Regions from separate parts of the Mus musculus genome. Here region 1 is linked to region 2. A link is a contact called in ENCODE POLR2A ChIA-PET data. All regions are on one chromosome and are shown on one strand. The core of a region is the stretch at or near the end of the contact, and the rest is flanking DNA. Distances in the headings are between cores, read along the strand shown.

Evidence for each region. ChIA-PET counts read pairs that join two places held with the same protein, here RNA polymerase II (POLR2A).
Region 1: POLR2A ChIA-PET joins it to region 2 with 11 read pairs in Patski. The contact joins the promoter of Rabl6 here to the promoter of Edf1 in region 2. POLR2A ChIA-PET finds 5 or more read pairs at or near these places in 2 of 5 experiments (Patski and embryonic stem cell).

What each region holds. Positions count from the first base shown.
Region 1 is chr2:25,606,371-25,609,938 of GRCm38, forward strand. Rabl6 (RAB, member RAS oncogene family-like 6) reads right to left here and starts at 2,111. Exons shown (of 15, transcript NM_001024616.2): 1 at 1,743-2,111. The coding sequence starts at 1,872. It overlaps Ccdc183 (coiled-coil domain containing 183), which reads right to left. Exons shown (of 14, transcript NM_029859.1): 11 at 3,255-3,423; 12 at 3,061-3,171; 13 at 2,890-2,986; 14 at 2,259-2,423. The coding sequence ends at 2,305. Fcnaos (a long non-coding RNA gene) reads left to right here and starts at 2,960. Exons shown (of 8, transcript XR_003954003.1): 1 at 2,960-3,099.
Region 2 is chr2:25,556,462-25,560,156 of GRCm38, forward strand. It overlaps Edf1 (endothelial differentiation-related factor 1), which reads left to right and starts at 1,386. Exons shown (of 5, transcript NM_021519.2): 1 at 1,386-1,568; 2 at 3,690-3,695. The coding sequence starts at 1,491. It overlaps Gm35476 (a long non-coding RNA gene), which reads right to left and starts at 1,067. Exons shown (of 4, transcript XR_866044.3): 1 at 994-1,067.

The sequences.
Region 1 (3,568 bases), core at 861-3,360, 51 kb after region 2:
TCCCCCAGTCTATTATGAAAACATTATCACCAGTGACTGACAACAAGTGCTTACTCAGGGCTTACTGCACTCGGACCTATTCCTTTGCTTACCTTTGCTTTGTAACTCCCACGTCTACCTTTGCAGCTTAAGCTCCACTTATCTACAGAACACCCTGCAGTGACTGTTTCTGTGAGATCCTCTGCTCAGCCAGCTGTCCATCCCACACTGACCATGAGCACAGCGCATTCTGGCCTGCGCAGGGCCAGGTCATCAGCTCAGTGCTGCTCTTTAGTATACTCTCTTTACTCTGGTGGCATAGTTCCCTCTTTTTGCTTCTGAAATTCAGACCACTCCCAGTGATCTATGGTTGTTAAAATTCTGGTTTTCTTTGAGTTTGTTCTTTTTTCCATTGCTTTTTTGAAACAGGGTCTCACTATGTAGCCCATGCTGTCCTGGATTCCATTAGGGTCCAAAAAGGACCCAGCTGCCCCTGCTTCCCAAGTGATGGGATTAAAGGCTCGTCCAGCTTTCCCTGCCTCAGTTATTCATTCTCCTGACATATTGCAAAAGATTGTTGTGCTGCCTTCCCGAGCCACCCAGACAGCATTCTGCAACAGACAATTCAAAATGTGGAGACTCTTACAAGAATCCCGAATCTGTATTTATTATATTGCAGGTTTGTTCCTTTAAGTAAGGCATCTTGGAAAATATGGAAGACTTCAGCTCTTCTAGACCCCTCCTCTTTAGAACCCCAGGGCGTGGGTCCAGTGGGTAGTAAGTTTAGAAAGCAAGAAGCTCCTAGTTCAGGCCTAATTTCTAGAATTGGGCTGCAAATTAATACTATATAAAAATAACGAAAGAATCCAAACATAGATTCCAAAGAACACAAACCACTGAATATTTGACTCAATTCTCTTCCTCAGTCAAGAGAAATACAAACTTCCAAGTTAACACACATACACTGTTTGCTTCTAAATTTGCACAAAAAATCCTCCTAGTAAGTTTCATAATGTTACATTATTACCTAAATATCACTGACCCTGTGAGGCACAGCTTACAGTGAACTGTGTGTATGTGCCAGTGCATGTATGTGTGCGCGCACGCGCTTCAAAAATGTTGCAGTATAGAAATAGTTTAGAAGTAAACAATATCAGACCACGACATTGCCCAAGAATCTTTTGATTGTTCAACCTGCAAATGGAAAAACTCTAAAGAGGTCAAGAGAACCGTGTGCTTCTCGCTGCACAACATACATAATTTATAACGAAGGGCAGAGCGGACTTTTCTTCTTGTGGGGTCAGGGATGCAGAGTTAAGAGCCTCTTGAAATTAAAAAAAAAAAAAAAGCATATCCCTTACAAAACAAAAAACAAAAAAACAAAATCAAGGCTCAAGGCCCACAGGCGACCGACTTTCAGGAGCCTCCGACTTTCAGGAGCCTCAAGTGAGAGCAGGCGCGGGGGGCGGAGAGGAGGCAGGCACACGCAGCCCCGCGCGCGCACCCTCGGGTTATGTAATGGTCTCTCTCCGCAGGGTACCCGCGCCAATCAGGGTCCTCCACCGCTGCTCCGCTAGTGTCGCCGCACAGCTGTTCTCTGGAGGTCTCCTGTCAGGTGATGTCCCTCAAGGAACGACCACTACTCAGAACCCAGGGACCCGTCCGCCCCTACCCTCTGATTCTTCCAGACCCTAGTAGGCTGGGTGGCCGCCCCGGGCCCTGCCAGCCGCCCCGGCCTGCCCGACGGCGCGGCCCGCACTCACTGTTATACTGAACCCCCTTAGCGAAGCGCCTCTGCAGCGCCTGGTTCATGGACTGCAGCCCGGCGGGGATGTTCTTGTCCCGGCCTGGGGCCTGCTCCGACCCCACCAGCTTCTTCAACGCGGAGAACATGTTCCTGCTGGACGTGCGAGCCGGGCTGGCCTGCGAGCTCAGCAGCGGCAGCAGCACAGCGCACCCCGCACCATGTCCGGCCGGCCCAGGCTTCCCCCGAGGCCGGAGCGGGCGCGGCCTCGAGCGAGGTTCTGGGGCCTCAGCCTCTGTGGCTCCGCTCCGGCTTCCACGGCCCTCGGCGCGGCAGCCAGGCACCCGTCAGCGCCGCCATCTTGGCGCCGGCGCGGCTACGGGACGCTAAAAGGGACACGTAGCCGCCGCATGCGCAGAGAGCGCACTAGGTCCCGCCCTTTTCTAGCATCTCCACCTCGCCGCCACCAACCCCCTCTGGTCCAACGATCAGCTTCCCGGTCCTCAAGAGTCCCGAGGTTTCTCCTTCCTCTAGTGTAGTTCTGGAAAAATGTTTATTTCTGTACTACAGCCCAGACAGGTTTACTTTTTCTTCTTTTTGGCTCCCTTGAGCTTCGCCTCGATCAGCTGTTGGGCCTGTTTCTTTATCTCCGCCCGCGAAGGGACGTAACTATGGTCCACATCCGCAAACTGGAAGGTTTCTGAACAGGCAAGAAAAGGAGTGGCTGCCACCCTCTTTCCAGAAGCCTCCCACCTCTACCTGTTGGCGTTTGCTGCCATAGGCCATCTCCTGCCGGGAGCTCATTTCAGACATGTATCAATGACTGGAGACCCCTGCCCTAAGTCACCTAAGGCCAGGTGCCAGACAACTAGGATTTGCCAAGATTATCCACACTAGCTGTCCTTATCCTTTCACCCCACCTTGCCTCTGTAGCAGAAATTCTTCTAAAAGTTCGGTCTGGGCTCCCTTCTGGCCCATCCCATGATATACGTCCCTTTTGTCTCAGAAAAAGAAACCTCTGTAACGTCTATCGATTAAAACCTTTCCCTTCAGCGCCCAGTCACCATGTATGCCATCTCTTGTCTTGAGTTCAGACCCTATCTAGTTGCAGCTATTGTTCTTGTCGTCCTTCTCCATCTTCCTGTGGCCGGCATGTAGAGCCTCACCTATCATGTCCTCCTCTGGGTCCTCAAAGGTAATTCTGGTATTATGTTTCTCTTTTAGAGTTGATGACTCCAAGGTGTCCCTCACCTTTGTGTCAACCTGCAGGGCAGCACCCATTATCATCTTGGAGAGCACATGGGCTTTGTGGGGACCCCTCCATGGCCCAGGGTTACCTCCTCATTTCTGGACAACGTTTGCATGCGCTCAGCCAGGTAGATAAGCTTTCCCTCACAATAATCCAGCTTGCCGTACACATCAAGAGTGTTAGAGACTGCTATTTCTTTCTGTGGGTCAGAGGAGCAGCTGGTTTTCCTGTGGTCCCACACAGGGACCCTGTACACAGCATCTCCTCCCCGGGGGCTGATACCTGGAAGGTTGGCAAGGTGATGCCGATGAGCCGGATGTAGAGGTTGTCAATACCTGTCTGGATGACCAGCAGCAGCTGCTGGCCCTTATTCATGTTGTTTTGGGCCTGCTTGAGTCTTGCTTCTTCCTCTTCTAGCATGTTCTTCATCTTCTTCTGGATAGAGTTAAAGCTATGGGGGAGGTAAGCACAGCAGTGAGGAGGAGGAGGGCACAGCAGTGAGGAGGAGAAGGAGGGCACAGCAGTGAGGAGGAGAAGGAGGGCACAGCAGTGAGGAGGAGGAGGAGGTGGGCACAGCAGTGAGGAGGAGGAGGTGG
Region 2 (3,695 bases), core at 136-2,635:
TGCCTAGTGCCCTCAGAGGCCAGAAGAGGGAATCAATGCCGCTGGAGTTAGAGTTACATCCTGCTGTTCTCAGGTTCTCTGCAAGAGCAGCAAATGCTCTTAGCCACTATGCCTCTATAATCATTTTGTTTTCCTCCCCAAGCAGGGTTCCATGTAGTCCTGGAAGGTCTCAAACTTGCTTTGTAGCTAAAGATAACCTTGACCTTCTGATCCTCATATCTCCACCTGGCAAATACGGGTGTTGCAGAAGTAATTTACATTATTATTATTATTAATTTAATGTATATGAGTACACGGTAGCTGTCTTCAGACACATCAGAAGAAGGCATAGTATTCAAATACAGATGTCAAGAACCACTATGTGGTTGCTGGGACCTCAGGATCTCTGGAAGAGCAGTTCCTGGAGAGAGAGCATCTCTCCAGGCTCCTTTTTTTGGTGTGTGTGTATTTTTGTATTTATAGGGTGTTTTTGTTTGTTTTTTGAGACAGTTTCTCTATGTAGCCTTGGCTGTCCCGGAGCTCGTTTGGTAGACTAGGCTGACCTCGTACCCAAAGATTCTTCTGCCTCGGCCTTCCGAATGCTGGGATTAAAGACCACCACCTCGAGGCTGAGTTGCTTATTTTTAAAGTAATTTTGTTTCTATGTATTCCAAAGAAGCCATCAATGGTTCACATGTTTCTGGCCCCACAAAATTTGCCAGCTGCTGTTTCTCTCCCAGAGAGCACCTCCAAAGGAACTTCGAAGTACTGGTATAATGCCAAGCTACAAGCACAAGAGAACCTGGATTCTATCCTGGGATCTCCTAAGGCGTGGCCTGGAAGACAGGTGTATACCCACTGGTGTGGGGGACGCTGGCCCAGGTTCTCCAGAAGTAAGGTGGTGGAGACCGGCTGGGATCAGTAGGATCCCACTTGTACGGCACCTGTGCTAGCATGGCGTGTGTGTAGGTCTCCAGGGCCCCCTTCTCCGTGCCTCACTCCCCTCGCAGATACCTGTGTTCCCTCTCCGCCCCAGCTCTCTTCCGGGTCCCCACTCTTTTTACTAAGGTTCTTCTCTCTTCTGCACTTTTTTTCTCGGGATCCTCCACTCTCTTCTTCGGTCCTCCCGTCTGCTCTCCATGTCCTCTCCGCTCTTCTCTCCTTTAGGGTCCCTCACTCTCCGCTCCCTTCGATCCCCACACAATTCCCACCCCTGGCGCTCCGCCCTGCGCAGCCACAGGGACACGGGACTGGAACCGTGGCGGCGATCAGGCGTCGCCCTCCACGCGCCGCCCGCGGGCAGCCCCCGCGGGTCCCTAGACTAGCCGGGTGCGGATTGGCCGCAGAGCTCGGGAAGTGCGGGCTCCTGGAACCACCGACCAATGGGAACCAGGGGCGGGACCGAGGCGCTGGCGCCGGAAGCGGGGAGGCGACGAAGGGACGTCGCGTCGCCGCGCCGGGTCTCGAGCAGCTGCCAGAGCCGCCGGACGGATCGCTGCCCCCGCCGCGCCATGGCCGAGAGTGACTGGGACACCGTGACGGTGCTGCGCAAGAAGGGCCCCACGGCCGCACAGGCCAAGTCTAAGCAGGTGCTCAGCCAGCGGGGGGCGGCGGGAAGCTGCCGGGCCGCACGGCGCTCTGCGGTCGCTGGGCCGAGCCGGGGAATCCGGCAGTGGGTGGGGACCCGAACGGATCTTTCGAGGGTGGAGACCTTGGGGGACAACAGGTACTCCTTGGAGATGGAGTACGGGAAAAGACTGGGGTAGAGGGCAGCTGACCTGCGCGAGGCTGGGGCAAAGGTCGGAGCAGGGGGATGGGAATGTGGCCTGGGCTCTGGACTGGGACAGGCCTGGGTGAGGACCTGGATGGAGATGAAAACAGGATTGAGAACAGGTGCAAGTGTGGGTCAGAGAACCTGGCTGGTCACTAAATGTGGGGTGGGCAACGTGGGCATTAGGCGCAGGAAACTTGGGAACCAGGGTAGGGGCAGTCCTGCTGAAGGTTTTGCCCTTACCTGGTATCAGCCTGTGCTGGCATCACTGGTGGCTTCCTGCCCATGATGCCCACCCAGGCGATGTCAGCCTATAAAGAGGGCTGTGTGAGACATTGGTCTGATGTCCTCTCCATAGGTGAACTCTGTGTCCCTGAGCCCTGGATGCTGTGGTTCCCTAAGTGGTACTGACCAGAGCTGGAGTTATTTGCCATAGTTGAAGCCAAGTCCACAGTCCTCTTTTCAGGAGAACTTGGAATCATCCTTAAGTGTGTAGAAAGTCTGAGCATATTACACAGAGACGCTCACATGCCACTCCTCTGAAGCAGGATGTTAATACTCAGTTACTGTGGCCCAGGCATCATCGTTAGTGGTCCTACTTCCCAGGGAGACTACTGAGACTACTGTGGGGTGTGTCATTTCTCATTAGGAACCGTACTGGCCGAAGAAGCCAGGGCAGCATTCCACACCTTTCTGCTTTATAGCAGAGTTTGGAAGAAAACTAGCTCTGTTTCCAATAAAGAACCTGGTCGCCTGTACTGTGTGTGCGCATGCACGTGCTCTGATATTGATTTCTGGGTCTAGTGTATCTAGCACTAAGAAGGCTTGAATCAGCCTTCTGAGGGCTAGGATCACAGTCCTGTGCCACCATACCCAGCTCACACCTGTCTTAGTGTAAAAGTGAGTTGGTTCTTTTAGCAGTAGTTCAATGCATGTTATCTAGATATGTGTGTACAGTGTACCCCTGTTTCTTTGGGGACACATTCTGAGGCTGCTCAGTAGATGCCTGAAACTGAGTTGTGCTGGATCCTGTATGTAGTGTGTGTTCTCCTACTCATATATACCCACCCATGAAGAAGTTTATAGATTAGGCACAGTAAGAAATAGTAATAAGGGTTGGAGAGTTGGCTCTGTGGTGAAGAATACTTGCTGTTCTTACAGACCCAAGGTCAGGTACCAGCATCAACATGGCAGTTCACACCTGCCAGTAACTCCAGGTCTGGTGGACCCCAACACCCGCTTCTGGCTCTATGGGCGCTGTATGCAGACAAATACTCATGTAAGCCAGTCATAAGTAATGGTTGAAAAGAACAGCTGTAACAGTACACTGTAATAGGAGTTGTGCCAGTGTGGTTTCCTGGGGTCCTATATGCACCCTTCTTTTAGGGATGGTGTGAAGTGATAGATTATCTCAATGATATTCTGAAGCCATGCGAATCACCAAGCCGTGATTATGTAGCATCAGGCTCCTCCATCATGATTTCTCGAACATGAAGTCTGTTTTGGTGCCTTGACAGTTATCTGGGATCCAAAAAGGTTGACAGATGGATGAGTAAGAGGCAGGTAGCATACACTGCTGAGACAGCACTGGACAGAGGACAGACACTGGACACTGTCTTAGGTGAGACAGTGGGTACAGTATGAAAGCGCATCACACTTTTCAGAAAATACACAAATTTTAAAATTATGAATTGTTTATTACCTGGAAATTCCCAGGTATGTGTCTGAACTAAAGATGACCATGTGTTTACCAAAAACATGGGAAGTAAAACCAGAGCCAGGCAGGGGACACTCTTATGGTGAGTTTGGTTGGCTTTACCTAGCATTGGGTGGCAGGCTTGTAGATTTAGCACCACATGATCTGTAAACAGCTGCTTAAATTGTGCTCCGTGCTCCCCCAAAGCTCATTTTGATTGAAAACTACTTTTTGGTTTTCTAGGCCATC